Linked DNA regions of Mus musculus: all the other regions are linked to region 1. A link is a loop called in an ENCODE intact Hi-C map of the cell type or tissue named here. Cell type or tissue: left cerebral cortex. All regions are shown on one strand. Links, peaks and the distances in the headings refer to the core of each region. The heading gives the core; the rest is flanking DNA. Region 1 overlaps Bcl11b (B cell leukemia/lymphoma 11B). Region 2 has its middle 16 kb from the start of Gm16087. Region 3 has its middle 59 kb from the start of Gm24986. Region 4 has its middle 14 kb from the start of 4930465M20Rik. Region 5 overlaps Bcl11b (B cell leukemia/lymphoma 11B). Region 6 overlaps Gm51969 (a long non-coding RNA gene). Region 7 has its middle 29 kb from the start of Gm32830.

Region 1 (4,427 bases), core at 280-4,279:
ACAGGGCTGGCAATGATTTGATATAAGAGCGTTCTCTGTGGCCAAATGAGAGCATTTGTTTTGTTTAACATTTTGGGTTTTCAAAGATACAGGGGGAGGATTTCCGTGGGTACAGCGGAGATAGGTTGTCTCTACGGGGATCCAGATACTCAGACAGCAAGAAGCCTACAAGGGCAATGGCTCCTTCCCACACCTCCTCTCTCCAGGGTAGAAATTTAAACATGACTCCAACTTGGTCTTCTTTCGTTTGCAGCAGTGCCCCTGTCTGAGTACTTCTTAATGGAAGTAATATTGGCACTTGCTTTCTTAAGTCCCTCAGCATGCTGTTCTACAAGGCCTCTTAGCGTGGATCACAAATGTATTTGTAGTTTAGCAGTTCACTAGAACAAGGTCGTAAAAAGTTACAGCAAAACAGAGGATTTTTTTTTACCCTCTTTTTTTTTTTACTTTGAAGTTACTTAATTTTGTGTGGTCTGGCATTGCATTGCAGTAAATAGTTCGAGCTGGCTAATTCCACACCCAAGCAAATTATCAGCTGCCACGAAGAATGAAAGAGAGGGAGAGAGAGAGAGAGAAAGAGAGAGAGAGAACAAAATTCTAGAATATCAGCAACTACACAAAAGACTTGCATATGTCAAAACACCATCCAGAGTCCCCGGAACACAGCTCTGCTCACAATCTAGCACCATTCTGACAGGAACCAAGAGGCTGCTGTGTTCCCCCTCTCTCCCTAGCTCCTGATGAGGGAGGGCACAGAGCTATGCCCAGCTGACAGCCTGCTTCCAGCCATTTTTTTTTTCAGCACATCCCGGGAAAACCAAGCACTTGGAGTCCACAAACTAGAGGCCTGGGGAACAGAATGTGGGCAAATCTCACAGGTCTGCATGTAGCTCCCCAGGATGGGAGATTTGTGAGATCCAAGGAATCTGCCCCCCTGACAACCCCCTCCCCAGGCAGGATCACATGAGCCATGGTATTAGCAGCTGTATGACACAGGACAACCGTCCTCAGCTTTCTTCTCTGTCTCCTTTCAGACTAAGCAGGATCAAGTATACCTACAGTTAATGAAGTCTTCAGGGCAGGATGCTCTGCCAGCATCAATACCTTGACCATGATCATGTGGTGCAGGGTACAGCCCCCACCCCCCCCCAAAAAAAGAGTTCATTTTTCACCTCTCCTCCCCAGATGTGACATCAGCATTAACTTGGGGACCAAAATCCTTGGAGAGTTTAAGCTAAAAGAAAGGCCCAACCAGGCAGCCAAAGAGTCCTTCCTTCATGAAAAAAGAGGCTCTCAAAGGAAAACGTCTAGCTGCCGGCTGTCCTATCACCCCTGATAATTTTTTTTTTAACGAATTGAATGTCTGTGTTGGTGTGTAATCACAGTATGGGAAGGACCCCAAATTCCAAGGCAAATGATTGGGGCTTCCCATAAACTGAATTAAAAACAAGCAAGCAAAACAAAGCAAGCAAACAAACAAACAAACAAAAAACAGTTCTCTGTAGGCTACAAACCGTTGCCCAGACCCAAGATTGCGAGGTCCTATATTCCTCATAGTTACCCTGTGTTTGCCTCCACGGTATGCTTACAACTGGCCAGACGCAAACATTAAATGAAGTAGAGACACCATCAGATAAATGGCTGGCCCTCTTCCTCCAGCCGATGACAGCTAAGGCTTTTGTCTGACCTAATTTATTTCTCTTTCAGGTTAGAATAAAGCACTTTCCTGTGTCAGGGCAAGCTCTTCAGCTTATCCACTGAACTCGCGCAGACGACTCCAGTTCACTGCGCTGTCTGTGCATCTCACAAACTCTAAAGCTAAGACATCGTAGATCTAGAAACCCCACCATCAACACATACATATCCCCCGGCACTAAATCACATGTTTGGGGGAGCGGTGGAGCATCGTGACATCCATCTATGAAGGGAACTCTCTGAGGTGCAAGGCGCACTGGCCCCAGCAAGCACACACTGCTTGCAAACAAAATCACCCGCACTGTTTGAATTATGCTATATCGTTAGGGAAAGGGTGCTTGCACCCTTAGTTCCGTGGACTCGCGGTGGAGAAGATGGGATTGAGGGCTGTTATCAAATCGGAGCCGAAAGGATCACCATCTATCAGGTTGTCTTGGGTCCACGACCCCTTCAGCAACAATTCACAGTGGTCCCCCACCCCACCCCCGGGGAACACTAAGATGGGCCACCCCTAAAATGATGACAGCTCTTCCCAGACTCCCTAGGTGGACTGTGAATGCTTAAGCAACAAAACAAAATGTTTAGAATGTCAAGACCATGGACAGACCAAGGGGGAGAAAAACACTCATTCAGGAATAACAATTTTAATTGTTTAAAAAGAAAAGGAAATTGGAGGAAAAGAAAAAACCGCCTCCCCACCTGCCAGGTAAGGAGGGGTTTACAAATCGATGCCAATGGCTTGAAAATAGATTTCTCAAACTTATATTCTCATTTTGTCCTGCACAAATCTCTGCAGGAAAATCAATATTACAACTTCACGCTTAAGACATTTTTGCAGCGACACAAACTGCAGCCGCTGCTGTTGCAGCCGCCGCAGCCGGATGTGCTGATGGACGCGGGTTCCCAGGCACAGCGGCCAAGGCACCGCAGCCATGACACGGGCAGCGAGCGCCCCCTAGCTGACGAGAAGCGCTAGGCGCGGCTTGGAGCATCAGGCATTTTTACCCTTAACCAAAAGCAAATGGTACTGAAAGTTTACTTTGGAAAGTATTTTATCACAGCAAGCGACAGAGAGTGCAAAATGGATGGATAAAGGTGAGGAGGATCGATCAGGAATCAAGTGTGATTAGGCGTTCAAAACCTCCTTGCTGCTGTAGGAAACTGGAGTCCGTAAGTAGACTGTTTTACATGGATCCATTTCACCTGAAATTACTGTCAAATGCATCATCGAATGCTGATCTTTCCTCTGGCCAAGGAAGAGCTGCTGGGTCCTTTGGAGTTAAGCTGAAGGGTGCATCTAACCATCGAATCCTAATCTTTCCAAGTCTCTCGGGCCAGCTCCCAGGACTGAACCCCAAGACTGAACAGTTGACTCTATTTTTCTGTTATGAAACACCCTGAAGACTAGATAAAATTTGCCAAAGCCAGGGCTCATGCAGATAGCAGGCTTCCCCCTCCAAACAAGAAACAAGCAGATATACAAAAATCTTTGAATAAGAGAAAAAAAATCTCCTCTGAAAATATGGGGGCTGTTAAAGTGTGCTCGTGGTTGTCTTCACTGGGGTGCGAATTACAAATGAATAAAATTAACCTGGCATGACACCTTTGAAGAACATGTTTTTATTCTCCCGTGGAATCCGAGCTGCTGACATACCACACTTCAAACGACACGGGGTTCCCTTCTGTGCAAAGGGCAGACAAACTTCACTGCCCCTACCCGACTATGAAAAAGAGAAAGAGAAGAAGAAAAAGAGAAAGAAAAAGAAAAAGAGAAAGAAAGAAAGAAAGAGGGCCCATGTCCTATAAATTTATCAGAGACGCAGTTTAGTACGATAAGTGGACCATTATAGGTATACTGTATCCTGAGGTTCAGACAATTGTCAACGTAGCCGCCTTTAAAACATACAACAACCACAAAACCCAACCTGAAGAGGCATTGAATGGCTACAACCAGCCTCACTCTGCGGCAAATCTTGGGTCTCTGGCTGCTGTGCAGGATCACGAGTGCATACAGAAAATTGCTATTCTTCCTCGGGAACCTGTTGGTGGGTTATTGAAAAGTTGGCTTCATTAAGGGCCTGTATAATTGGCCACTCCATTTTACCTCCACGTTTCCCTCAGAAAAACCTTTGAGCTTTTCCACGGACCTCAGACTGCATTTCCTTCTGCCTGACCCTGCCTGGCATGGCTGGTACAGGCCCTTCCTTCTGCCTGGCCAGCGGCTGCCTCCTGCGTTACCTCCCTAGCACCGTTCCCCAGGCTGATCTGTGTTTGTTTTTCCTAATGTCTGTGTCTGCCCTCCTGTTTGAAAAGCCGCATCCATCTGGGTCAAACATTTTGAAACAAACCAGAAGCCCAGATCTTCTTTTCCAGCTGTCTCCCACCCCCTTAGCTACCTCAGTCCTCTTCCTACCCATCCTGCCTGAAACCGTAGCATGCTATGAAGCCCTTCTCCTACCCTGGGAAACATACACCAAGATCAGGGATGCCATTTCTGGGCTTTTTCTGGTTTCCTAGGCCATCAGTGATTCTAAGTTGCATCATCTCCAAAGAGCCTTTAGCTGCTGCCCCACAGGCCCAAGGCTGCCACCCAAGTGAAAACGATCTGCCATGTTTTAGATGGTTTCCTTCAGATCTGAAATCTCACATGGGAGTGACTGCCTGTAGGGGCTGAGATAACACCTGCTCTGCTGGCCAGTCCTTTTGCAACCAGGCCTCCTGTATCCCCTGCT
Region 2 (4,427 bases), core at 178-4,177, 1.1 Mb before region 1:
TTACTACCATCTTTATAACCACCATCACAACCACTACCACCACTGTCATGGTCATTATCATCACTTCTACCACTATCATCACCGCCGCTATTACAATCTGATACCATGTTCATCATCGCTACCATCATCATCACCACCGTCACCACCATTGACCCCATTGCAGTCACTACCGTCACCACTGTCACCACTATCATCATCTGAGCTTACCAAGAGAACCTTCCCTAGTAAGAGAAAAGTCAGCTAATATTCTCGAAGACAAACAGGTTGCTAAGGTAACTGAAAGCTGAAGCCTATCCCAGGTAGAAGGAAAGGTTGTATGCAAAGACTCAGAAGTCTGTATAAATGAGCTGGGTTATTTTTAGGCGTCAGCGATGGTTGAAATGACTATGTCTACACTTACTGGAGCAAAAGGTGTTGGCATACAGATCTTTTAAAGAGCTGAGGTGTCAAATGATAGATGGCGGTCAAGCCCTAGGAGATCTTGAATGGCACACTGGAAAGCAGAAATAATTAGAGGCCTCTGACAACATGAAGCTCAGAACGGCCATCGGTGTGGGGAAAAAAAAAACCCAGTCAGGGAACAGATCGGAGCTCTCACGCCTAGAAAGACTGGACGAAGCAGGAAGCAAAGTGGGGATTAGTACTTAAAAAACCAGTTAACATCAGTGAATACAAGGTGGCTAGGACTATTTCAAATAATTATAAAGATAGATTTCTTCCCTACTAGGCTTCTGATAAAAGGTCTCCTTGCTTCCTAAGTGCATAATCTAATTCAGCCGTTGCAATTCGGCTTTATATTTGGGGAGCCATTTACATAGCTGTGGACGTGACCCTCTGTGAGGGAATAGGTTCAAGATGGTGGGCTCTCCGTTCATGGTCTCATTTCACTGACCACGAGTTGACAGGACGGCAGAAACCTGCCCACAGAGGAGAATCCCTCCCAGCAACCGTTGCTAGTGTAAGTCACAAGCCCTTAGTTGACCAGGTAGGTCAGATGTTCCGGAGGGGGGAGAAGAGGAAGAGGAGGGCTATGGAGCTGGAAGGGGATGGACAGGAGGAGAGGGGTGTGAAAAACAGAAAAGTAAATGTATAACTTCTCCTTTCCTTTGGATACTAATGTCCCTGGTTCTATTTTTTTTTAATTTATAACTTTTAATATATGCTTCAAGTGTTCAAGAGAGCTTCTAGTGTGTAACATGAAAGACTCTTGGGGGGAAAATAAAACTGTTTTTAGTTTAGAGAGCTTTAGAGTTGATGCCAGGAACATAGAGATGAAACACACTGTCCCTGCCTCGGGGAGTCACCCGTCCATCCCAGGACACAGGCACGGACATGCTAGATCACAGGAGTCGTGATGACAGACACAGGAAACCAGGGCAGAGGAGCCCATCTGCCTGGGAGAGCAAGATGGGGGCTTTCGTGGGAGGCGAGAGAAACCCTACAGCCCACAGTGGTGGGAATTCGCTTACCATATGCTGACCATATTTTCTGAATCAAAAATCAAGAAACATGATCTGACAGAGAGTCTGACAATGGGGCAGAATGTTTGAGAGCGTAGCTGTGGCCACCATACTGGGCCATCCAGATGCAAAGAGCAGGCAGAGTTTGAACCACGGAATAACCAAAGCCAGGGTTCCTGTAGACTGTTCCCACAAATGCTCAACTGCCTGTGTCAGAACCGCAGTCCCCAGTCTTATCTAGCTGCCTGGCCAATAGCAAGGACACTGGCTGCCTCAGCATGAGGCTGGTTGGCACTCTTACCTCAGTGGCTGGTTTGGGCACAAAACAAAAAAACACATGAATTGGGAGACACTCAGACACAGGCTTTGTCCTTCTGAATGCCACTTAGTAGATTCGAGCCAAACACTAGAGGCCCCACACTGGATGGTCTTGGGCTCAGACCCTGCAGGGTACTGACAAAGTTCTCATATTGGGTATAAGAAAGACAGAAGAAGATGCTAGAAGACCAATCAGCAATACTAAAATGTCCCAAGGACTCCGTCTGTCCGTGGAGTCTGTGGCTAACCTACATTAATGATGGAGCAGGAAGAAAAAACAAAAAAGCACGCACAAGGTTGAGCGTGTGCCTCCGCTGGGCACTCGGGAAAGAGTTCACTTCGGGTGGACAAGTAGGAAGAGAGAATCCCTCGGAGCTGGAAGCAAAGCCTCCCACCCACGCACTCACGCACGGGGTTGGAGCAGGCACCCAACTGCCAGCAAGGCCCGCAAGCTCTCACTTCTGCTCTCTGACTCAGGAAGGGGCTGTGCTCCAGGAACCTGTGCTGCCAAGAAACACAGAGAGCCTTCGCAGCCAAGAAAATGTAAGGCGCCCGCCCAGCATGGGAGAAGGGCAGGGGAAGAGAAGTGGCTTTTTCTCTGCGGCTGACAAGAAGGAGCCCAGAGCTCCCGGATGAGAAGGCATGGCAGGCCTCCTCCTTCCCCTGATGTGGGTGTGGGCTGGAGAGATGACAAACTGAAAAGCATCAGTAGTGTGGCCTGAGTTTTGGCTCACATGTCTCCTCTACTGGAATTCTAGAACAATCCCACCCCTGGGATCCGGAGCTGTCTCTGGCCACGTGGTCGGTGCCGGAGGCCGGCCACCCACTTTCCCTTCCTTTCTACGCTCTTTTCTCTCCTTCTCTCCCTTTTCTTTCCACCCCCTCCCTCTCTTACTCTCCCTCTCCCCACCTTGTCTCTTTTCTTCCCTTCCCTGCCCCTCCCATCCCTCTTTCTTTGCTCCCCTTCTCTCCCCCCCTTTTTTTTCTTTCTAGCTGATACACAAAACTGGAAGAGACAAAATATGACATATGAATGGCTCTTTCTCAAGATGCTTGTAGGATCTACGAGGCTCACACACTACAGCCCCTTCTCAAGTAAATGTCCATTCACATGTCCGCTGCCCACGTGTCTCCGTGTCCACCTTCCATGGTGTCCTCCCGGGTGGGAGTGGATGATGTTCTAGTTGAGTCTTTCCTGACTGCCTGTGGTTGGTGACTGCTGGGATCTGGACCTTGCCATAAAGCTTTCACCATCCCTGGAGCTGTCTTGTACTTCAGGCGTGGCAAGGGTGACTGGACTCTGAGGGAGGAGTTCTCCAGCTCGAGCTGAGGGTTTGTGAGGCAAAAGCATAGACAGCTGAAGATTTTCCATCAATTGGGGAGCTCCTGAGCAGCCTGGGGGGGGGGGGCAGAGAAAGTCCCATGACAGCAGTGGAGCCAATAAAGGCCTGAGTTGGGAAGGATGGTGCTAGTTGCTGTCTATTTAGATGACTGAGAGAGGAAGCAGGAAGGAGAGGGAGGGGAGGAGAGGGGAGGGGAGGGGAAGGGGAGGGGAGGGAAAGAGGAGGGGAGGGGAAGAGGAGGGGAGGGGAAGGGGAAGAAGAGGGGAGGGGAAGGGGGGAAGGAGAGTCCCGACTGATCCTGGCATGCAGCTGATGTTGCTAGCTTCCCCCATATACTTGGGCTAGAGGCCCTTCTTAAGATTTGGGACTTTGACCTTAAAATCACGGACTTCAGTGAAACAAAATTGAAAGATCACAGCTACAGCCATACGAGAGTTGATTTGTGTGGTAGACAGACCAGCCACCCCAAGACACCCAAGTTCTAACCTGTGGACCTAACAAATATGTGAACTCCCAGAGGAAAAGGAGTTTGCAGACTGAAACCAAGGATTCGGAGATGGGAGATGATCTTGGGTCTCCCAGATGGCACCCATGTCATTGTCAGCGAGGTCCTTGAAGGAGAATGAGAGAGGAGGTCAAAGTCAGAGAGACAGGTGACCACAGGATGCAGAGGTCAAGCTCAGACTGATGCTCCTGATGGAAAGGCCTATGAGTCAGACAAGGCAGAAAATTCTAGAACTTCAAGAGGTGAGCAGGCTGTCCTCTAGACCCTCTTTGAAGAGTATGTTGCTCCATAAGTCCCACCTAGGACTCTGGACGCTTAGGAAGATGTGCTAGCGGGCTTTCCTGTTACTGCAGTAAAACACCAACCAAAAGCAACTCGGGGAGGAAAGGGTTTCTTTGGCTTAGACTTTACGCTACAGTCCATCACTGAGGGAAGTCAGGGCGAGAATCCTAGCAGGAAGAAAGGCAGAAATCATGGAGGAACACCTAGCTTGCTCAGCCTGCTTTCTCATACAACCTAGGACCAAGGTTGGCGCCTCCTACATTGATCTGGGCTCTCCCATTTCAATCAGCCATCACGAAAATGCCCCATGGACATGCCCATGGAACAGTCTGATGGAAGAAATTTATCAGTTGAGATTTCCTCTTTTTGATGACTCTCATTTGTATCAAGTTGACAAAGACTAACCAGAACAGAGAATAGATGCGCACTGATTCACACTTCCCCCAAAATTCCACAGTCACTTTGACAACATCAGTGGGACCCGAATTCATTCCATTTCTCAAAAGAGTCCTGCAAGGG
Region 3 (4,427 bases), core at 131-4,130, 1.7 Mb before region 1:
CTGCTTTTTCAGCCTGCACAGGCCCAAGGTGCTGGTTTATGGAGTGCATCCAAGCATACCGATGATCCCCAGCTCACTTCAGTGCTCCCCAGCTCAGACCAGTGTTCCTCAGCTCATGCTAGTGCTCCTCAGCTCACTTTAGTGCTCCCCAGCCATGTCAGTGCTCCCTAGCTCATGTCAGTGCTCCCCAACTCATGTTAGTGCTCCCCAGCTTACACCACTGCTTACAGGAGCTCCGTGTAAATTGACAGGAGAGTGAAGTTGGTGAAGGGAAACAGCAGGCTGTCCCCAATTCCCCTGAATGACAGAGGGACCACTAGGTTCCTGCCATTCTGTTCCAGGCCTTTCTCAGCCTGCCTGCAGTTCCCAAGGCTCTTCTCTGCTCAGGTCCCTAATCTTTTCACATAACCCATGAGTCACAAACAATGTTCTTCTTCCAATATTGAACTCACTGTCTTCCATGTTTTCCGGGGACCAGCTCCTACTTTCCTCAACACCCTGTGACTCAACAGCCTGCCTAGAGAAAACTTTCTTGAGCTCCCACCAATTGCAGATAGGAATTTACCTAATTGATTTTTATTGTTTTCTGTTGTACCTAATCAATGGGTGTCTAGGACACCGTGTGTGACAGAGGGCAGATTTTGTGTGAGAAGTGCTAAAGTGCCCCAGCCACTAAGATTTGAATCTCAGCCTTGCTGCCTGGGGTCCTGTGACTGTACAAGATGTCTTAGCTGCTGCCTGGTTTCCACAGACAATGAATCTGAGGTCCTTAAGCTCCACACAGTCAAGTGCAAATGGTAGGTAGTATGTAGCAACCTTGGTCAAAGGTCAAGGGTAGTTTTGTCTACAGTGTCCTGTGGATGCTTTGACTATTTCTGGGGTTCGGGCTAGCCCAATCTCTGCATAGTCTGAATTATCTTCTCTTCCCCACTTAGGGAAGTTCAGTACATACAGATCAAATGAATCACTATTGGATCAATCACTGGGCTTGGCCCCTTCTGCCACCTATCCCATGGGATCCATAACCAAGGCTAGACTCAATCCCCAGCCAGGCAATGTGGGAGCAAGGTGAGTTGGGCTCCAAGGAATATGTCTTCCCTTCTCAATTCTTCCTTTTGCACCTTTGGGATCAGAGACAACACAGGGAAGAAAAGCTTCATAGTTAACCACCAGGGAAAGTTGGGTCAGGAACTCAAAGCCAGTACTCATGGTGGGATGCTGCTTGCTGGGTCACTCACTCACAGGCTTATGCTCAACTCTCATTTGAGCTGGGCTCAGTTGAAAGAATTGGGCTACTAAGCCTTAGTAGGGATAGTGTTGCCCACAGTGTGCTTGGCCCTCCTGCATCAATTAAGTAGTCAAGACAACCATCCCTACACATGCCCATAGGCCAGACTGATCTGGGAATCCCTCACTTGAGGTTCTATCTAAGTCCTCTTGGATGACTCTGCACTGTGTCATGTTGATAATTAAATCCAATTGGACAGCCTCCTTGGTGAGTTCTAAGTTCCAGTTGGAGATTTTGTCTCAACAAGCAAGATGGATGGCTCCTGAATGACGACATCTGAGGGTGACCTCTGACCTCCATGCCCACTTACGGAAGTGTGCAAATATATACTCTCACCTTCATCCACACATGAGGACAAGACCATATCATTTCCTTCTATTCTTTGCAGAATATTAAACAACAAACTTGGCCTTGATGCCACATTAGCTACCTCTTCCTACCCCAGTATCATATCGTAGAGCTTTTGTAGACTCTAGACAGTCTCTTTTGATCCTTGAGGACTGTAAGTTGTCATTTATTCCTGTTATGAGTGGTCCCTCAGCACTGTCACCACGATGGTGTTTAAAGTGATGTCCCTGTCACAGGCTGCTCCCAGCTGGGAAGGACAACTTTAGGGAGCCATACTCCTCACTGGGCTTTGGAGAAACCTTGAATTCATGAACATGTACTAAAGGGAGAGGAAATATGGAGATATAGGAACTGAAAATAAAGATAATTTAATCATTAAAACTGGCTGGGTTTTGAGGACGCTCATTGCTATGGTGATGGCTCTCAGATTCTGGCTTGCATTTTAATGGTGGAACTTAAATAAATCCGAGTTGCGGAGAGAAAGCCACTCTTGAAGAGAGGCTGAACTCCTCAGTGGAGTGGCTCCAGCTTGGAGTGGAAGTCCCACCGACGTTTGCAGGAAAGGAACACAATTATTCGAGCCCTGTCTGGTTTTTAAATTGATTTTTAGGTTCTTTGATTTTTTTTTTGTTTTTTTTGTTTGTTTGTTTTGTTTTTTTGAGTCAGACCCAAACTCTTACCAGACATGAAGGCCCCTCTACATTCAGGAACCTTCTTCCCTCCCTGGGCTAGGCTGTTTCTGCCTTTTGCTTTCAGAGATCTAGACCCTTCTAAAGGACTTTTCACCGACACCTCTGTCTCTGTCTTTCTGTCTCTTTTTCTCTATGTCTGTCTTCTCTCTCTCTCTTGATGTGAGTATATATACGTGTAGAAGCTAGTGGGCCATGTTCAGCAGTTACTTACTGTCATGGTTCATATATGCTCAGTCCAGGAAGTGGCACTATTAGGACGTAGGTGTGTCATTGTGGGCATGACCTTTAAGACCCTCATCTTAGCTGCCTGGAAGTCAGTATTCTGCTAGCAGCCTTCAGATGAAGATGTAGAACTCTCAGCTCCTCCTGCACCATGCCTGCCTGGATGCTGCCATGCTCCTGAATTGACGATAATGGACTGAACCTCTGAACCTATAAACCAGCCCCCATTAAATGTTGTCCTTATAAGACTTGCATTGGCCATTGGTCCTAGCTATAAAACCCTAAGACACCTACTTAGCTATTGTTCTACGCTCTGCTCCTGCTCCCTCTTGTTATCTTGGACTTTCTGGGACCAGTTGAGGGGGCAGTGCTGTTCGGGTTGTGAATGTGAGGGCCAAGTCTCTGGCTACCAGTCTCAGAGGTGACATCACTAAGACTCAGTTTCGTCGTGCGCATCACGATGAGAAGAAGAAAATCGATACCGCTGGAGGAAGGCGAAGTGTGGAGCATTCTCTGCACTGTGAGGATACACTACACACTGCCCTGGGACATATGCAGCTCATCAGCCTTCGAAGGTAAAGGCTGCCTCCTGTGATAAGGAGGAGGCTTGTGTTTGAGTGACCATCATGCTGTGTCCCCTTACTGACACTCACTCTCTACACTGAGGAAAGTGTGGCCTAACTCTACATTAATGCATGGCTCTCTTATTTCATGGCTAGTGTGTTTCTTCTTATAGTAGGAGGACATCAGTGTCCTCATGTGCCTGGCTCCGAGTAAGGTGACAGCTTTATTACTTACTGACCCCCACCACACCCCACATCCAAGGTCTTGCTCAGTTAGTTGGAATACTGATGTCAGAGTCCCCATGGGTTGCTTCCAAGTCACCTAGCACTGCACGATAATGTTTATGTGGAGACAGCTTCCTCCATGTGGCAGTTTGGAGACTCAGGTTCCTTGAATCTTAGAACTTTATGGCAAAGGCAACGTAGACTCGGGTGGTGTTTTAGTTTAGTTTCTATTGTGACAAACCACCCTGGCCCAAAAATGACTTAGAGCAGGAAAGGATTTCTTTGGCATTAAACTCTAAGTTACGGCCTGTTATTTTGCGGTAGCTCTTTCCATCAGCTTGAGGTAGACCTGTTTGCTATCCCACATAGCATTGCCTCTGACCAAGGAACTCACTTTACAGTTAAAGAAGTGCTGTGTGAACTGTGGAGGATGCTGCTTGCTGGCTAGCAGGTAGATTTGGCTCAGCTTGCTTTTTTATACAGATCAGAACCACTTGCATAGGGAATAGTGCCACCCATAGTGGGCTGGACCCTCCTATATCAGTTAACAGTTGAGATGATTCCCCATAGACCTGTCCATGGGCCAATCTGATCTAGAGATTCACTTGAGACTATATCCCCAGATAAATCTACATGTGTCCAGTTGACAGAAGAAGCTGAGGCAGGTAGACAGTCATAATTCTTTTTTTTTTCCATTTTTTATTAGGTATTTAACTCATTTACATTTCCAATGCTATACCAAAAGTCCCCCATATCCACCCACCCGACAGTCATAATTCTTAAAAGCAGGCACTGAAGAGGCACTGGTTCATAAGAAACAAACACACACACACACACACACACACACACACACACACACACACACACACACACACACACAGCAGCTTGGAACTAGCGGCGGTGGGCCCTGGGAAACCACCTGGAATGGGTTGTCCCTCGCACACTGGGATGAAGCACTGTCTCTTGATGCTGGTTTCGACTTACAGTGATTCCGGGTTGGCATTTGGCAGGAATCACAAACCCAGGCTTTCGGGTGTGCTAGTCTTTCACTCCCTACGCCGGTGGGTGGGAAGAACATGAATGCTTATG
Region 4 (4,427 bases), core at 254-4,253, 250 kb before region 1:
CCTCTCTCTGCAGCATCCCTCCTTCCCAGGTGTAGCTGGTGCCTCTGGAATAAGAGAACGAGGACCTTTCATAGAGAAGCTTTCATGGCTGGCGTTGGAGGGAGCAGGTTTTGGAACACAGGTCCCAGCAGTAGCAGGAAGGAAATTCGTTGTGATTTCCTGGTATAAGTGGAGATGTTACCATTTCCCTCTTTGAGACGCAAGTCTCCAGAGACAATGAATGGCAACAGCATCCTTAATAATCAGTAACTGAAGCACTCTGTGAAAGAGAATCTACTCTTAAAAAATTAAAACCCTCATCCCAGCTGGGGAGAAGGCTCGATGGGGTGTGCTTACAGAGTGAGCAGAACTTGAGTTTAGCTCTCAGTCCCTGTGCAAAAGCAAGGCTTGGAGCAGAGTGCCTAGGACCCCACAGTTCCGAGAGGCAGTGCATCCCAGGGCCTCAGAGGCCAGTAAGAGCATCTGAAATGGGGAGTTTCAGGGTCTATGAGAGACCCTATCACAAAAAATAAGGTGGCGATCAATAGAAGACACCCAAAGTTGATATTTATGTCAAATCTCTGTCTCTTTTTCTCTCTCTCAAGCACACACACATACACACACACACATACACACACATGCACACATACACACATATACACATACATCAAACACAGATTCACACACATGCACACACACACACACACACACACACACACACACACACACATATATATATGTATACAGATACATACATACACATACATACCCAGGTACACACACATACACTTAAACATCAAGCACAGATACACAAATATATATATATACACATATACATACACATACATATACAAACATATATATATATATACATACACATGTACATCATTCACAGATTCTCACACACATACATGTATACACACACACACACAGTGCTCATTCGTCTTTTTGAGTGTCTGTCAGGCCTTCTCCTATCTATCCGTCTATGTCCCTGAGCACAAGAAGAACGTAAACAAAACACACTCAGGGGTTGCTGGAAAGCTAGGACATGGTGATTCTAATTTGCTTTATGTGGTTTTAAATTCCCCCACTTTCCTGAAAGAAAAAGGAACATGTGTTATTTATATTACCAGGGGAAGCACAAGTCTTTTAAAAAAAAAAAAAAAAAAAAAAGCCTGATCTTGCACGGTGATTGTGAGATGGCTAGCCAAGGAGGGACGGGAAGGGATGGGGAGAGCTGGCATCCCCCAGTCCCCCAGGCCAGCAGCCCACAGCCTCGCTTGCCTCCCTTACCTCCATAGCCACGGCCTCCATCCCAGGCCCCTGCCCACTCTGAGCCTTCATGCCTCACCTGTGGAGGAATGATGCTGATTCTGGGGTGACTGGGTAACTTAGGGGGTGATCTAAACCAACGGAGCCATGCAGACAGTGGTCTCCTCCAACACCAGATCCTTGGACTCAGTGGAAAATTCCAGCTGGATCATCCACAACCTTGCAGAGGTACATACCCAAACCATGGCCAAGAGCTCCTGGACATTGCTGCTCACTGGGAGTGGGGGATTTGGAATTGCTCCTCTCTGACCTGCAGGAGATATTTATAGGCCCCATGCCCAGTCCCTGCTGCAACCAGAGCTCTCTCTCTCTCTCTCTCTCTCTCTCTCTCTCTCTCTCTCTCTGCAAACTTACTGACTCTTCGGCTTGACCATAAAACTCCAAAGATATTTGAGAAGGCCCAGACTCCAGCCCTTATGCCACATGAAAGTGACTCCCATGCCTGTCCTAGTTAGCCGCAATCAGTCCCCGCAGGAAGCAGGCAGGAGAGGGAGGAAGCCGGAGAAGATGGGGGTCGGGGGAAGGGGGGCGCCCGCTTGTTGGATCAAAGTGGTCTGAGTGCCAGGAGCTGTAAAGGGTTCACCCTCTACAAGAATTTACCAAGAACAGCACCTAGTATATGCTCAGTAAAAGCTGACTAACTTGAGTGTTAGGATCTTTGGGTAAAATCAGGATGAGGTGTGGTACAGCGTAGGAGTGTCCCCTCCTGGAAGACAGGAAGTTAATCTCATCACTCGAAGAATGTCGCCTTCTCCCCATGTCTAAGGATGTATAAAGTTGGCTTGGGTCCAGCTCAGCAGTAGGAGGAAGCAGGCCCCCACCTCTGCCCCAACCTCAGGTGCAAATGCATACTACCTCTCAACCAAGTGAAGACATTTCCGGAGGCCTGTGAGGGCCCATTTGGGGGTGTACCCATAAGTACCTCAAGCCAAGTTTCCCAAGTCTGGGCACTGAGTGAATAAAACCCGACCTGCTCTCCTGAAGTCTCCCTTTCTTTAACTTCCCTTTAAGTTCAACGTGTGTTTGAATCCGGGGGAAACACGAACCACATGTTTTTAATCCATCAACACTTAAATCATCAAAATGTTGGAGGCCGACAATTTGGGGGCCGGCGGGAGTGCTGGAGCCTTTTAAAGACTTTCCTCTATTTCTCTAGCAATCAGAGGTAGCCCTTTTTTCCAGAAGAAAACTGGATTTCACCTCCAAAGAGGCTGCTGTGCTCTGTTCCCACCTCCGCACCCTCGGGGACCACAGCGACTTAGAACTTGGCAAGAGCCATGGTTGGGACAGCTGTGCAGAACGTCTTTGCTGTTGAGGAAGCTCCTCGCTTCTTCTCACTCTCCCTGTGCTGCTGCCAGGACCCCGGAGAAAAGCAATAAGTGAAAGTTTTAACACTAAGAACCACAGAGACAGACAGAGAGAAAAAAAGGGGACACTGGTTTCACCCACATGGCAGGCTGAGAGACAACAATCATCTGACCACTGCACCACAGGCCACTGCCCTTGATGGTTGCTGTACCCGTATGTCAAGGTCATGGACGGGACTATCATCGACAGCCACTCTGCAACTCAGCCAAGCAAATGTAAATTAATGAAAGTCCAAGACCCCTGTGAAGCCAGGAGGACTCCGACCCCGTGCTGAGCATGTCCTACACTTAATTATTTGATAGGCTCTGACATCAGCAACCACAGGCCCTTTGCTAAAAGTTAGCAACCAGAGTAGCAGGTACAGCTGACAGTGGGATGTCCCCAACCACTGTCAGATCTGTGAACCTCTTCCTGTGTACCTCAGAGCAGGGTGGGAATGGAGAAACATCCACCCATCTCACCCCTGACCTGAGACTAGGAGACCCCAACTCTATGCTAAGGAGGCATGGCAGGGAAAAGTATTATTCCTATTGGTGCTAAGATTAGGGGAAAGCCTAGAAGCAGAGAGATGCTTAGCGTATGTGACAACCTACGCACAATCCCCAGGACCAGGAAAAGCAGACACTAGTGGTTCTGTCATTGATGTCTCTAGGAATGGCCCTCCCAGGCCCACCCACATCCTTCCATCTTCTTCTCTCTCCAGCATATATGGCAGTTAGGTGCAGGTAGAATTGCAAGCCTATAAATATCCTGGAGACAGAGTGGGTAGGCCTCACTTCTGGCTCATTGTACGCAGGTGGTGAGGTGCTTCAACATCTCTATCCTTTTGAATGCTCTGCTGTGGGATCATGACAACAGGAACTCACAAGGCCCGCTGTGTGTCCAACCTGAGTAACCTCCCCGCAAGTGCTGACTGCTGACACGGTCCTTCAGGTTAACCCGAAGAGGAAGAGCAACTCCAAGCACATGCAAAACAACCGTGCTACCCAGAGTCAGCCCCCATAAGTGTTAAGTGCTTCTCCCTTTCCCTTCCCCGCCCTCTTCCCCATCATGGTCTACATCAAAAGGGAACAAAGCTGATTGAGGCCCAACCAGAGCTGGCCACTCTGTGGGCCTAGAGGGAAAATGAGTTAAAGTCCAATTTCATCTGGCCCATAAAAGGCAGGAGGCACACAGTGCACAGTTGAGACACAAAGCCCTGCCCCAGGCTAAACAGCACCTTTAACAGAATGGTTCCCATGTCCCTGCTACTGCAACCAAAGAGGGCAATGACCGTGGTGCCCAAGTTACCCTCCAGGGTGGGAGGGAGGCAGTGATAGTCTGATCACATGAGGTCTAAAGCAGGTACGGGAGCCAGAGGGCGTCGAGACTGAACCAGTGGCCACTTTCCTCGGTGCCAATGAGGGTTTTCCCAGAGTCTGCACCTTCAATGACTCAGCAAAGAGATACACATGGAGAAGACACTGAGAGATACAGAAGACAGAGAAGGTACAGGAAAAGTAGACGACGGGAGTCAGGAAGGAGGAGGAGAAGGGTGGGGTCAGAGGAGGGGAGGGAGGCAGGTCATTTGGGAGTTGGGAAAAACTGAATCCATTCTTCCCCAACCACTCAGCTCTTTGCCCTGCAAACATGGGCTACCTGCCCATGGGATTCCTGACCATGGAACTCTCTCCATGTGCCTTCAGAGTCATTGCCAGGGAGGCACGGGTCGCAGCCTTGGCCAGAAGCCTTGGCTCGGAGCTAAAGCA
Region 5 (4,427 bases), core at 180-4,179, 68 kb before region 1:
TTCCTCCAGCCCTCTGCCGGCAGCCGGGCTGTGGTCATCCTCACCAGGCACAGCCCGACAGCACTGGAGTTTCCGATGGCCCAGATGAGCCGTTAGAAAATCAGAGGGCTCGGATGCGGGCCAACATCGCCACCATGGAAGACAGAAGTTAAGTGCACGCTCACATAAAAAAAAAAAAAAAAAAAAAACCAACCAAGGGATGTGGGAGTGACACCTCCCACCCACAGACACACACACACGGACACGGACACAAGAACACACACACACAAACTCGGGCACTAACAAGGAAAGAAATTAATCTCACACAGTGATCACAGCCATTCTTACAACATATCCTCCTCCAACCACTAACAGCCCCAGTACGGTTGCTGGGTAGCTTAGCATCTATGTCCAGTCATGGCCTGTAACCCACACCAGCTGTGCCCACTGGTCCACCCAGCACCCTGTCCATCACCCTAGAATAGGAGTAAATGTACACGGGCAGCCAGGAGGGCTGGCCCGGTGACAAAGGAGGTTGGAAGGGGCGGGGCTGTGGAATCACAGCCTGGAACCATAGATCTGAGGCCAGAAGGTCCCTGGACCTGGATGCTGTATCAGAGAACCGGAAACCATAAAGCCCAGACCCTGGGGCATGTGGGGTCCGGTGGATTCCACATGTCTACATACCCTCAGGCTGGCTGGCTGACCAGCTGGCTGAGAGCAGCCAGTGGAAGCCAGAGTTTTGGCTAGGACTAGGAAATCACTCTTGAGTAGTCACATGGTATTCCAAAGAAGCTGGGCACAAAACCCATTGACCACCCAATTCTAGATTTCTTGAAGATGAGCCCCCAGAGGGAGGCGGTGACACCTGACACCTGGCCCTATCCAACCTCACAGTGATGAATCAATTTAAAGACAGAACATGATTCTTAGAGGTGGTTACTGTATGGGTCATTAGAACAGGCTTTGCCTGGGAGCAGGCCAAGTCTGCTCCCAGGCAAAGGGGGGTGGGGGGGGGGAAGGGGTGTATCCAAGGAAGGAGGGAGAGGAGGAAAAGGAAGTGGGGAAAGAGGGAACCAAGCAAGTTCCAGAGGACAATCTACAGTCCTACAAAGTCTACTCATCAAGAAAACTGGCTTCTAACTGTCATCCCAACACCTGGGAGGCAGGAGGGCTATTGTGAATTAAAGGGTAGCTTGGGCTACATAGTAAGTTCTAGGGTGGCCTGTTTTAGAGAGACTTTGTCTTGCCCTGGCTAAAAAAGAAAGAGAACCAATTCTCCCAGCATTGTCTTAGGGGCTTAGAATGGGAAGATGGCAGAGAAACCCAACTTGATTATAAACTCCTGGCCTCCTGACCACACAAGTTCATAGGTGATGCCTGTGACAGCCAGCTTGCCACCTGAGAACCCTGATGCCTGTGTGGGACACATCAAGGTCACCCTTAAGCCAGGGTCAATCATATTATATGTTAAAATATGCTCTGGATGTAAAATTTGGCAGTAGAAATCAGTCTTGTCTACTCTTGGAAGACAGGCTAGACCACCAGTGTTCAATTTCACAGACCCCCCCCCCAGCATTAATCTGGAGACATTTTGATTGTCATGCCCACAAGGAAGTGAAGGGGGCTTCAGGCATCTCTTAGGCAAAGGCCAGGGAGGCCATGGTGGACAGGTCATTCCTCCCACACACGTAGAGTGACCCAGCCCCAGGTATGCAGCCCGGTGGACGAGGAGTCCTGCACTGGACTCTTCAGCTTCCATACTGGCTCCCACATGTAACGGAACAGAGTGACGTAGAAAAATGAAGGCAGAGGTGAGGAGAGAGAAGGGAAGGAGAGGTTCCGAGGGGCAGCAGGGGAAGACAGCGCATGCACAGGAGGCTGCATCATCTCCCCTTGGGTGGCCAAGCTCAGGGCTGATGGCAACCTTGAAGCCTCCGTGCTTTGGAAAGGTGCCTGCAGCTTGAACAGCAAAAGCAGGCCGAGATCCTGACCCGGCGTCAGTGACACTGCCACCAAGCACACCCATGTGTGAGGGACGCCTCCCTTCAGAGCTGGGCCACCACCAGGGCAGGGCGGTGGAGCTGCCCTAGATTTGGCAGCTCAGCTGCGAGCCATGCAGCGGCTGCCGCAGGAGACGAAAACCCAAATACACTTCCTGAAGCCGAAAAGATAAAAATACGGTTTCTGCTGTGTAGACCACTCTCGCATCTCCGAGTTACATACGGGGAGGTGGGGGGGATGACCACGCAAGCATAAGTGATTTAAAAAGAAAAAAAAAATGATCTAGAGAGATTACATAAAAGGCACAATTAAAGGACGCTCACCATCCCGGGGCCTTCCAGAGTGTGCTGCTGCCGGGCTATTTTTAGAACAATCACTGAAGTGATTCTTCTTAGTTGTAAAAACACTCCAAATCAGAAAGTCAATTTTTCCTCTATTTGCAGAAGTGAGCTGGCTCCTCTGGACGGAGCACGCGTGTTTTGCTTGGCGCCTGTTCATAAGACTGTCTTGGCAGCATTTCCTTGGAGTGCGCACGGTGAACCTGGCTCGCACACACAGTAGCACTTTCATTTGAAGCGCCCCAGCCACGCTTCCCTAATAACAGCCTGGGAACTGCAAAAAAAAAAAACCTGGTGAGCCCAGCCCTTTAAATAGAGAACAGAGCAGGGCTCTGGGGCCGGCTTGCCACAACAGGGACTTAGATTCAGGCCTTCTGTCCAGAAACAAGGCTCCCATTAAAAGTGGAAAACAAAACAATACCAGCAAACTTTCTGATGACAGCCACAGGCTAACTCTCATCTCCGTCCTGACACACACACACACACACACACACACACACTCACACACTCACACACACACACACACTCACTCACTGACTCCTTAGAGCATCATGCCATCCCAACAGATGCCAGGATCCCCAATCACTTGTGGGGGGCGGGGAACAGACCTGGCTCACTTGCTTCCTTTCCTTAGCTGAATCTGAATGAGTGAGCTCTAGTCTCCTCAGCCACAACGCAACTAATACCTGTACTGAAGATGTAAGGAAGACGGCAGAAAAGGCATGTGAGGGGTTGCATCCGGTCAATGTTCTGTAGACACAGCTCCTGCTCTAAGACTATCATGGAGTGAATGAATGAATGAATGAATGAATGAATGAGGGAAGGAGGGAGGGAACCAGAGTAAAATTGTGATTGGCCGCGAGAATGGTTCAGCGGTGAATTAACGAATGTGTGAGTAGATGCAGACCAGTGGGGCAGGACTACCGGGTCCCATCTCACAACTCCTGGTGGGCAAACTCTGTGAACCTCTCTCTCCACCACTGGCCTGTTTGTCCCACTTGGCCCTGCAACTGGGAGACTTGCAAATTCAAAGCAAGACTTGCAGGTACAATTTCCATCCCTCTGCCGCATCAAGAAATGTCGCTCTTTGGGCCTCTTGGAGCTGGCTCGTCACTACCCGCTCTGTTTCACACATTCCCTTTTCTTTCTCTCTCTGTGTTGTTTACAAAGGTTTCATTATGTTTTCAACTAATCAGAAAGGCCCCGCTAATACACAATTAACATGTGATTATAAAAAAAAAATTAAAATAGCTTCCAGAAGAAGGAAACGTAATTAAGTAGAGAATGCTTTTCAATAAGAGCTTGCTTTAACCCATTGTCAGAACACAGTCTCCGTTCGTCCACAATGCCTGGAACAGATGCCAAGGGCAGGACGTTAAAAGCAAGAGAGGGAAAAAAAAGGACATTATTCTGGGGGAAATAATAACCACCGCTTGGCACAATGCGCCTGGAACTCAGGTTCCGGCAGCAGAGGGGCGACCTCCCCCAATGCACTTACACGCTGTAAAAATACTTCCCGTCCACAGATGTAAAGTGGAAGACTGTGGCCAAGCCCAGGACAATCAGAACAAGCGTCCAGTGTGGAGAGGACAATGGGGCGCACACAGGTCTTAGAGCCCACTGCTAGCAGAAGTGCCAGGCCACAGGAGAAGTGCTTAATTGCTAGCATCCCAAGTTCACTCCTGGTGATGATATTCTTTTAAATAATTTGAGTGCAAATTCCAGAAGAGCTCTGTCTCCCAAGCCAGACTGGATTTGAGCTGACTATCCGAGAAGCCAGTGGGCAAGTCATCTCCCTTCCATTCTCCCCCTCTCCCCCATCACTCCAAATTTTTCTTCATGCCGAGCATGGTGGCACACGCCTTTAATCCCAGCACTCTGGAGGCAGAGGCGGGCAGATTTCTGAGTTTGAGGCCAGCCTGGTCTACAAAGTGAGTTCCAGGACAGCCAGGGCTACACAGAGAAACCCTGTCTCGAAAACAAAAACAAAAACAAAAACAAATCTTTTTTCATGCCCCCCCAGATGCATCCAGTTCGTTGGTCCTGATGTGGGTCGATACAACTTCAGGCCCCAGAGTGCAGGATGGTCTCTGCCCATCCACAAGG
Region 6 (4,427 bases), core at 220-4,219, 1.5 Mb before region 1:
CCCTAATACCTCTTTGGTCCTAGGCCTTCAGATAGGTTCTGCAAGGTGCAGTTTCCATGGCTTTCCCCCGGAGGCGCATGCGCACCGCACCTTCCGTTGCATCTTACTAAACCATCCCCTTTCAATACGAGCTTCCTCAAATTCCAGCTGCGTAGTACCAAAGTGCCAGGTTGGGTCTGAGCGGGGATACCCCACAGGGACAGGCATTCTATAGCTGTGCTTACCGCCGGGGCACCAGACTGAGGAGGACGTCAGTCCTTAATGCAAAACTGCCTTTAATTGTTCCTTGCAGATCTGAGCAGAAGGAAGCACGGGTTCTCATCTTTTAGCCTCGGTGACCTCTGACCTCTTATCAGAAGGACGCAGGCCAGGCCACTAGCAAGTTAGGAAGCGCTGTCCCGTGTTATCGCTGAAAGCTACGCATTTTCTTGCGAGACAAACATTATTTGAGGCCACGCAAGTACACACTGCACCTCTGGAGTTAGGCTGTTTTTCAAGGCTGGGGACAGGTCGCTGTTATTTTTGTTGTGTGTTTTTTTTTTTTTTTTTCATGGCTCTTTTTAGTCTTCCACCTGTTTACTGGGTTTGCTGGGCTCAGCCTCCAGAAAACAAGACAGAAAGCACCTCTCTGTGTTGCGTAGATTTAATACGCTCCGGGGGAACCCAGCACTGGTGGGTTAAGGAACAGGAATGTGCTCCCAGTTTAGGAAAGACAGTTCTTCAGCTTGAGTTTGTTTGGATGAAAACAAGACGGGCCCACATTTCTGTGTAAATCTGAAACCAGACAAGTTTCACACAGTTGCACATTTCAAAAAAGAAAAAAAAAAGAAAGAAAAAAAAACCGTTCTGCTCCCGTTTGGTGAGTATTCCGTGTATCGGGGGGAGGGGACCCCCTTAGACTTTCCAATGACAAAACGATTCCTCTTCTCCTCTCCAAAACCCTTTTTTGAGCCGTGTTCTCGGGTGTAGACTGGTTCTCTGGTGTGTATGGGAGTCTGGGATGCTGGAAGATGCTTCTATGAGATGTCAGCTCCGGGGCATGCTGTGGAACTTGCCAGAACAATCCCATTGCCCATAAATACAAAATCCTCTTTCTCACCCAGAGTGCCAGGTGCACCTTCGTCCAGAAAAACCTCAGCCTGGCCTAGGAGAATATTGTGTTCTGAGATTTTTCTGCAAATACACACACACACACACACACACACACACACACACACACACACACTTTCTCTTTCTGTCATTTTCTGTGTTAACCACATTCTTAAAACCTGGAGGCACGCCAATTTTTTTTTCTTGAAAACGGAAAAAAAATTCAAAAGTTTTTTTTTTTTTTGTAATTGAAATTCATGACAAATTACAGACAGTTTTTTTCTTCTTCCTGTCTCTTTTAGAACAACGTGTCCTTAGAAAAGAGCTTTCTTATTGAAATGGAACTTTGTGGAACCCGAGGAATGTGGCTGGGATGGATGGAGCTACCTGTCACTGCTGTGAGCCATGGCTGCCCACGCCCACAGGACCAGTGTTGTGCCTCTCAGAGCAAGACACTGTTGGAGGTCCAGTGGACAGGACCCCCCCACCCCCAATGAAAAGCAGAAACCGTTTGTTTCAGACCTGGGTGTTGGCCAGGTCAGGCTGGTGGGTGTGCCCAAGTGCACCTTGATTTCTGTCCAGGTAGTGCCTCTTCTAATATAGATGCAAGACAAAGGTCAAATAGCCACCCTGCGGTCCGGTACAACTCATAGTGTAATGATTGAGGGTGAGGTTTATCTTATTTAATTTTAATTTATTTTTGTTCAACTGTTTGGATTAAGATTGTCGCTGTAATTGCATTTACTAAAACCCTAGATAATCGTATGCCTCACAAATAGATTTTTTTTTCCCCTTCGAGGTCATACCAAGGCCATAACTTTGACCTTTTCATAAGAACCTGGTGTCTTCCAGCTCCTGGTGAATTCACTGCCACACGGTACAAATTTTAAAAGGTGCCTGCAGCATGTCTCTTTGTCTCCTGGTGTTTTGTGTGGATGTTCACGGAGTTTTTCCTTCTAACCAACAACCACAAATCTTCCTTAGAATGCCATGTCTCTAGTTGCTCTCAGTTTCCTTTAAATCTATAAGCAAATAGCAATAAATCTGGGAGGGAACTATACATATTTTTACAGTCCCCCCATTTCTTTCCTCTAAATTTCTTGAAGAATTTAACAAAGATGCCACCATGCCGCTGGTCGCAATGGGACAAGTTAGAGGGGTCAGGGAGGGTGCTATCCCATGCTGCCAAACACGGGAGCACCCAGATTCCAGTATCAGAGAGAAAGAATGTAATATAATGTTTTAAGAGAAACCAGAACAAATGCGAAGACGTCCACAATGAACCAAAGATTTAAATTGTAAATAAAGATGGGATCAGGTCTTGTCCACTGGCTTTCGGAAGAATGAACTGGGCACCAGTCTTTCTGGTATGTCGAGAATGGTTTAGGGAAATGCCTTGCAGGTAATCTATTAGGCAAGGCTTATTATTTTAAGGGCTAAGGTCACAGGCACAGGAGAAGGTTCCAACGGCCAGTCCTCCCCCCTCCCCCGGAGGTGACTGAATCAGAAGTCTGCCCATTCTTCTCTGAACTCAGTTCTCAGTCCTGAACAAACACTTTTTGTTTCTGCAAACCTCACAGGGGGAGCTAGGGAGTAGCTCCCGGCTCAAAGGCCTTCTTACAAAAGGACTTTTTTTTTTTTTTTTTTTTTTTTTTAAATTGCTGGATTTGGATAGTAACTTTTAAGTGGGGTCAGTGGTCTTTGCAGGAACCGGTGGATGGCTGCTAAGATCACTGCTAAGGATTTGGGGTCCTTCAGTATGCAGACCAAAGTCAGGGAGTTCAGAGATGTTGTTCCAATGCAGTCACATTAGACTGGGTGGAAATGGGCAGACTGCATGACCATAATCACTCAGGCCTGCCTATTCACCATGCTTGCACATGTGTGTGCTTGTGTGGGAGATATGCCCAAGAGCTCGCTCACTGAGAACATACACGATGCCAGTGAGCTGCACACAACCGCCCCCCCCCCCCATTATTTGTAAACGTAATGTGTACCTTTCTATATCCCCGAAATTTTGAGGAATAATTTAGTTGAAGAGAAAGTGTTGGATCTGTGTTGTGGTGGCTCTCTTCTCAGGGACCCAGACACATTAAAACACCAGGGGTGGAGGGACAGGAATGAGCCACCTCACTGATGCCATAGGGAGGACCCTTCCCCACTCACAGACAATTCTGTTCAAACTGTGCAAATCTTTTCATTTCCCCAAAGTGAACGGTCTTGAAGTTTCCATCTTCTAAAATACAACCCTCACAGCCTAAATGAACCTTTGCAACTGTGTGGTTAGAACCACTGCGGAGAGAAAGTTTGAATTTTTAAAACGTTCCAGGAAGAGGTTTGAAGCCCACACCCCCTTTCCAAAGAAAACCCAATTATTTTCCTGATTTGCCAGAGTTACGTGTTGCCATGTGGGCAAACCAATAGATGCCAGGCAATCCCCTTAAACACACACACACACACACACACACACACACACACACACACACACACACACACACACACACAGCTAGGGAGGCTGGAGAAACCCGGCTGAGGCAGAGGATCATGCTTCTGCGGTGCCAGGAGATACTTTTAGGACTAGGGCAGAAATCAGGAATGACCTGGCGATTAGCCTTTGACGATGTGAAGTTTAAGCAGATTTACCTGGTCCCGAACCCCCTTCGCCCTTCCAAACGCTGTTTATCCCCGGTCGAGTCTAAGTTTTGCGGCATCAATTGGGATCGTTTATTTCCTAAACCCAACAGTGATTTCTACCCCAGCAAGCTGAAAAAGCTGCACCGGGGAGCACGCCGCCACCTCGATATCTTCATTTCCATCTGAAATCAAACATGATCGGTAACTAAGCTTTTCCGAAGCCAGCGTCTGCCCCCCACCTCCGGCCGGGAGAAGACAGTTAATCACAGCCTTGGAAGATGAAAGACGCGCGAGCCCAGCGGAACTCTCCCCGGCAAAGCTGCACCCCGGGGGGTCATGGAAGCTGGGGGAGGGACCATGATTTCTTGATGCAATAACATATTGAGACACTTTCTGCTTTTCACTCCCTCTGGAGTAAATATAGGGCATCTCACCCATGAAGGGTGATTATAGCTCCTAAGAGGAGGAAGCGACTTATTAAGGTCGTGTTCCCGGGCAAAGGGAAGATAAGAAATCAGTATTGATAGCGAGGAGCAATTCGCAGTTTCCCCTATAAAAATATATTTTCTCTGAAAACTGTTTTGGCAGTTGGGTGATTATCATGATGATTATTAATTTGGGTCTGAAATTGACTGATCTTTGCAGGCGGTTCTGGCGCCTCGAGCTTTCAAAAGACAACTTTTCCCACTGTAATCGCCCCTGGA
Region 7 (4,427 bases), core at 260-4,259, 1.6 Mb before region 1:
GATGATGCCATTAAAACTGAACTAATTAAAGAAAGCTTCTTTTAAGAACTCATTAACTGCAACCTCATTTGCATAATGATGCATATTAATTAAGTTTTAATGAATCTGAATTTGCACCAAGCCTATTCATGTTGGCTTTGAAACAAATTGAACAAATTAGTTAAAAGCTTTTTGGAATCTACTTTTCACACCAAACAGCGTATGAATGCAATCATCTGCACAAAAAAAGAAATATTTTTTCTTTAATTTAATTCAGAGGTATGCAGGGCCCATCTATTAATTATTTTTAAATGCAATACATTTCACCTTTTCTTTGGGAAAAAAATCAACAAAATTATTTATTCTTGAATGAGAAATATTATAAATGTGGGTTGTGGGGGAGAAATGATTACGACCAATTTATTGGCAGTGAGTCAGAGATATTTGACTTTAGGGTACATTTAGTTTATTTAATAGTGGGAGTAAGAATCAGGGAGGTGATAGCAGGGCCTTCAGAGCGCTTTAGGGAGCAGACTGACAGTAGCTTCCTTCCCCGGGTGGTGGTGGCGGCTGTGTGGAGATCCTGGTATCACACTACTCCATTGCAAACCTCCTCAGTAGCACAGGAAAAAAATTAAACATTTACAGAACACATGTTCTTTTCCTCTGGATTTGTGCAAATCCTATTTTTTTTTATATACACAAGAAGTGGAATTCAATTTTAACAAGTTTGCATTGGGCTCATAAGAAAAACAAGAATTACCTCGGAGACTCTATTGATTTGCTCATGTTGCACTGTGTCTTCATCAAGAATGGAGAGATTTATGTAATTACGGCTCCATCTTTTGTTGTCTGGAAGCACTTTTTTTTTTTTTTTTTTTTTTTTTTGTAAGTCAGCATATACAAAGGATGGAAGCGCTTTTATTGTCGAGATTACAAGATCATCGCTCCCCCCTTGTTAAACCGTTTCTCCAATAGGTGCTTTGAAGAAGTCCGCAATTAAGATGGTGTCTTATATTGGAAATGCGCATTTTTAAAACAAAGTATTTACAGGTATTCTTCGGCAGTGTTTTTGTGTGTGTATTTTTTTTTAAACCCATTTATCCCTTCCCCCTTCTCCCTTCAATGCCTCCCATCCCTGCTCTGTCTCCAGACAAGCAGTGCTAACTACTGGCAGCGGCAGGGGTGCCCAAGGAAACCCCCTTTAGCCAAGTGCGGAGGATGCTTTTTGAAGACATTGCTTGACAAACCAGCAACCTTCTGGATTATTCTTCCTTACTGACTTTTCTCTCCTTTGGGATTCACTTGAGCCTGGGTCGCGGTCACTTTGCATTCTTTAGGGAGGTGTGTGTGTGTGTCTGTGTGTGTGTGTGTGTGTGTGTGTGTGTGTGTGTGTGTGTGAACTCAAAACCCATTCTTAACTGCCTTGCTTTTCTCCACCCTGACCAGGGAAGCCAGCATCCAGCCCAAACTGCCTGCCTGCTCAGGCTTTTCAGCAGGCACCGCTTTTTCTCCGTTTGTGAAGCAAAGTCCAGCGGCTTTGTAAAAGACTGCTCGCTCTCCCCGGGAACGGCGGGGAACTCTTTCTTACTTAACAAACACTTATTTCAAGAGAACACCCGCCTTATCAAAACACCGTGAAAGCAGTATTTAAAAAAAAATAAACAAACAAAACAAACAGCCACTCAGATCATTTTGGGGAAGATTCTAAAGTGAATCTGTTTGTCTTTTCCTCTCACCCTCACTATTGTCTATCGCAGGACACCCAGGGACTCCCAGGATGGGTGGGACAGTCACTGGGGGAATCTGTAGCGGGGTCCTTAGCTGGGAACCACGTTTGCCATAGTTACTTCTAACGAAAAGGAGCGCGCTTGGATTTCCTCGCATGCCCTTGCCTTGAGTCCTGCCTTCAGAAGGCTGAGGTTGCAGAGCCTTTTAAATACCGTCTGAAGTTCTCTGAGGGGCAGGCTGCTTCTAGATCATGCCCAGGGACTGGGAACGTCTTTTATCGAGCTTTGGGGCTCTTTAATGCCAGGGAACAAGGGCATCATAGCGGGACCTATGATTCAACTAATAACGCTGAAGGTAGTGGAGTCTCCCAGCCAGCCCGTGTGGGGCAGGTGGGAAGAGAGAGAGCGAGGGGACATCTACACTGCCCCCTAGCTGGAGGCCTAGGAACACAGTAGACAGGGCTGGGGAACATCCAAGTTTACGGTCCTGACCCTTCAAATGACTCCCATTTTTTTTTTTATTATCATTATTTTCAAAAGATGCAAATATGAACCAAATAAGGCAGGGAAACAGGTTTTCTATACTCCTTACCACTGACGCCTCGTCAAACCCATTTCCTTCCAAAAGCCTTTAGTAAGGTAGTGTTTTTCACAAAAAAAAAAAAAAAGTGCAAATTTTGCGTGGCGAATTGGCTTCTTTGGGGGAAAATTTTGACAGAAAGCGCCTTCCTTGGGGAAGGTCAGGAGTCACTGGTATTAAACCAGACAAGCTGGTAGAGGAGTGTTAATGGCCACAGCAAGCAGATGTTCTGTAATTAGGGGAGCTGTGACTGACAAGACTGGAGAGGTACCGTACACGGGCGGGCGGCACAAAGCAGCTGCCGCCGCCGCTTCCCCTGTCACGGGTGTACACAAGTCAGACCAGCCCCCGTGAGGCTGCCGGAGCAGTGACAATTAGAAAAAAATTGTATTTGATTAAAATAAGTAATACATCATGCAATGGATGCTCTGCTTCCCATCCCAAAGAGAGAGGCCCAGGTTGGACTCTGGCAAAAGTGAACCCTGGTTCGGTTCACCCTGGAAACGACTATGTCGTGCTGAGGTTGGTGTTTGTCTGGCCCTGAGAATGAGACTCTGCAAGGAGAAAGGATGCAATCTTTTCCTTGCATCCTTAAGTTTCTGCATTTAAGCAGGCTACAAGGGCTGGCCGTTTGTTTTTATAAATGCATAAATGTGTGTGTGTGTGTGTGTGTGTGTGAGTGTGCTCACGCTTGCTTAGAGGTGAGTGTGGAGTTCAGAGGTCAACCTCGAGTGTTATTGCTTAGGAACCATTTCTTGTTTTGAAACAGGGTCTCTTACCAGAAGCTGGGGCTCCCTGATTCAGTCACACTGGTTGGCCAGAGAGCCCCAAGAATTCTCTTGTCTCTGTTTCCCCAGGGTGTCCAATGTTTCACGTAGGTTCTTAGAATAAATTCAGGTCCTGTTGCTAACCAAACTGTCTTCACATCTCCCAAGACCGGTCTCTCTTATCTCCAGAATATTAACCCCTTTGATTCACACTTAAGTTCTTCTGGACTATCCCAAGCCCCTCCTGGTTTTCTTGCATCTGGATGTCTTTTTTCGTTCATTCCTGGTACATACTTTGATCAGGATATGTGGAGTTGTTCTCCAGATAATTCCAGAATCTGAATAGAATGTTTATTGCCTGATTTGTACTTTCTGGGCTCTGACCCCAGCACAGTGCCAGAGATATAGGGAGCCTTGGGTCTCTCTCTCTCTCTCTCTCTCTCTCTCTCTCTCTCTCTCTCTCTCTCCCTCCCTCTCTCTCTCTCTCTTTCTCTCTCTCTCTCTGTGTGTGTGTGTGTGTGTGTGTGTAGTGTGCAAGCATACTGGCTGCTCAGTGCAATACGCATCACAAGCATCTATTGCAAAATCACACACACACACACACACACACACACACACACACACACACACACACACACTTGCAGAAAGCCTATTTTGGTGGCCAAGAAGTTTTGCCTTTTGTTTTCTAGGGGATCTCTGGACACTTTGTAGGGCATCCTAAAGTGGGGTAAGAGAGTTGATGCCTAGCAGTAGGCAGCTTGGCCTGGTGGACTTGAGGCCACAACTGGGACTTGGAGTCCAGTTCAGGCCTCTTGAAGTCTGACTTCCTTACTAAGGGATGGGCATGGTATCATTAGGATCTTGGGAGTGCTATGAGGTCGAGAAGGGATCGTGGAGCTTGGCCACATTATTCTTCTGGCTGTGTTGGCTCTATTTTGTCAAATGAGATCAGTGCCTTTACCACCCGTGAGGCATTAGGCAGGGGTTATTAAGTTGCTAGGTGACCCAGGCACTGCTTATGTTGTATTTGTGATTGAGAGGAAGTTGAGTCTTCTGTGATCCTGCCTCACACTCTTTGTAGATAGATCTCACAAGTCCTGGTGAGCCCAGAGATGTCCAGCAAGTCACTGGGCCATCTAGCCGGGCTGATGAGTCCTAGGCTACCTGATGCCACATCATGCTCTCCTGGGATAGGATGCTTGGGGGGCGGGGGGAATCCCTGAGCACAGGCCTTCTTGTCCCTGTTCTTCAAGTGTGATGCTCAGATGTCACCGTCTGTCCTCAGAGGCGGAAATAATAGCTCTCTGGAACACATTCCCAAACAAAGGACGAGTTGGAAGCCTGACCCACGAGCCCCCGAATCTTTGTCTC

The links. Peaks named below come from ENCODE experiments on the same cell type or tissue, not always from the same donor. Only the 100,000 strongest peaks of a DNase experiment are listed, where the experiment ranks them.
Region 2: a loop joins it to region 1, with 2.0 times the contacts of the local background. A loop is called at or near these places in 2 of 42 quality-filtered maps.
Region 3: a loop joins it to region 1, with 3 times the contacts of the local background. A loop is called at or near these places in 2 of 42 quality-filtered maps.
Region 4: a loop joins it to region 1, with 2.0 times the contacts of the local background. A loop is called at or near these places in 4 of 42 quality-filtered maps.
Region 5: it touches region 1 in a loop (3.0-fold over the local background); 7 of 42 quality-filtered maps call a loop at or near these places.
Region 6: a loop joins it to region 1, with 8 times the contacts of the local background. A loop is called at or near these places in 5 of 42 quality-filtered maps.
Region 7: a loop joins it to region 1, with 2.8 times the contacts of the local background. A loop is called at or near these places in 5 of 42 quality-filtered maps.

What each region holds. Positions count from the first base shown.
Region 1 is chr12:107,996,308-108,000,734 of GRCm38, forward strand. All of the region lies in intron 1 of Bcl11b (B cell leukemia/lymphoma 11B), which reads right to left. Among named protein-coding and RNA genes, the nearest start is that of Bcl11b, 4.9 kb to the right of the region's middle. In left cerebral cortex, for the core only: a CTCF peak has its summit at 2,654; a DNase peak (open chromatin) is centred at 2,633; H3K4me3 peaks cover 2,365 bases; H3K27ac peaks cover 3,726 bases.
Region 2 is chr12:106,937,281-106,941,707 of GRCm38, forward strand. No RefSeq gene overlaps it. Among named protein-coding and RNA genes, the nearest start is that of Gm16087, 16 kb to the right of the region's middle. In left cerebral cortex, for the core only: no CTCF peak of the experiment used is centred there; a DNase peak (open chromatin) is centred at 2,294.
Region 3 is chr12:106,278,243-106,282,669 of GRCm38, forward strand. No RefSeq gene overlaps it. Among named protein-coding and RNA genes, the nearest start is that of Gm24986, 59 kb to the left of the region's middle. In left cerebral cortex, for the core only: no CTCF peak of the experiment used is centred there; DNase peaks (open chromatin) are centred at 419 and 2,086.
Region 4 is chr12:107,746,902-107,751,328 of GRCm38, forward strand. No RefSeq gene overlaps it. Among named protein-coding and RNA genes, the nearest start is that of 4930465M20Rik, 14 kb to the left of the region's middle. In left cerebral cortex, for the core only: no CTCF peak of the experiment used is centred there; DNase peaks (open chromatin) are centred at 2,144 and 2,579.
Region 5 is chr12:107,928,713-107,933,139 of GRCm38, forward strand. All of the region lies in intron 3 of Bcl11b (B cell leukemia/lymphoma 11B), which reads right to left. Among named protein-coding and RNA genes, the nearest start is that of Bcl11b, 72 kb to the right of the region's middle. In left cerebral cortex, for the core only: no CTCF peak of the experiment used is centred there; DNase peaks (open chromatin) are centred at 2,105, 2,453 and 2,897; H3K4me3 peaks cover 691 bases; H3K27ac peaks cover 1,378 bases.
Region 6 is chr12:106,474,605-106,479,031 of GRCm38, forward strand. Gm51969 (a long non-coding RNA gene) reads left to right here. Exons shown (of 2, transcript XR_003950178.1): 2 at 1,392-2,146. Among named protein-coding and RNA genes, the nearest start is that of Gm32876, 2.4 kb to the right of the region's middle. In left cerebral cortex, for the core only: a CTCF peak has its summit at 2,672; a DNase peak (open chromatin) is centred at 3,961; H3K4me3 peaks cover 438 bases; H3K27ac peaks cover 1,296 bases.
Region 7 is chr12:106,377,399-106,381,825 of GRCm38, forward strand. No RefSeq gene overlaps it. Among named protein-coding and RNA genes, the nearest start is that of Gm32830, 29 kb to the right of the region's middle. In left cerebral cortex, for the core only: a CTCF peak has its summit at 2,140; DNase peaks (open chromatin) are centred at 595, 1,510, 1,899 and 2,072; H3K27ac peaks cover 922 bases.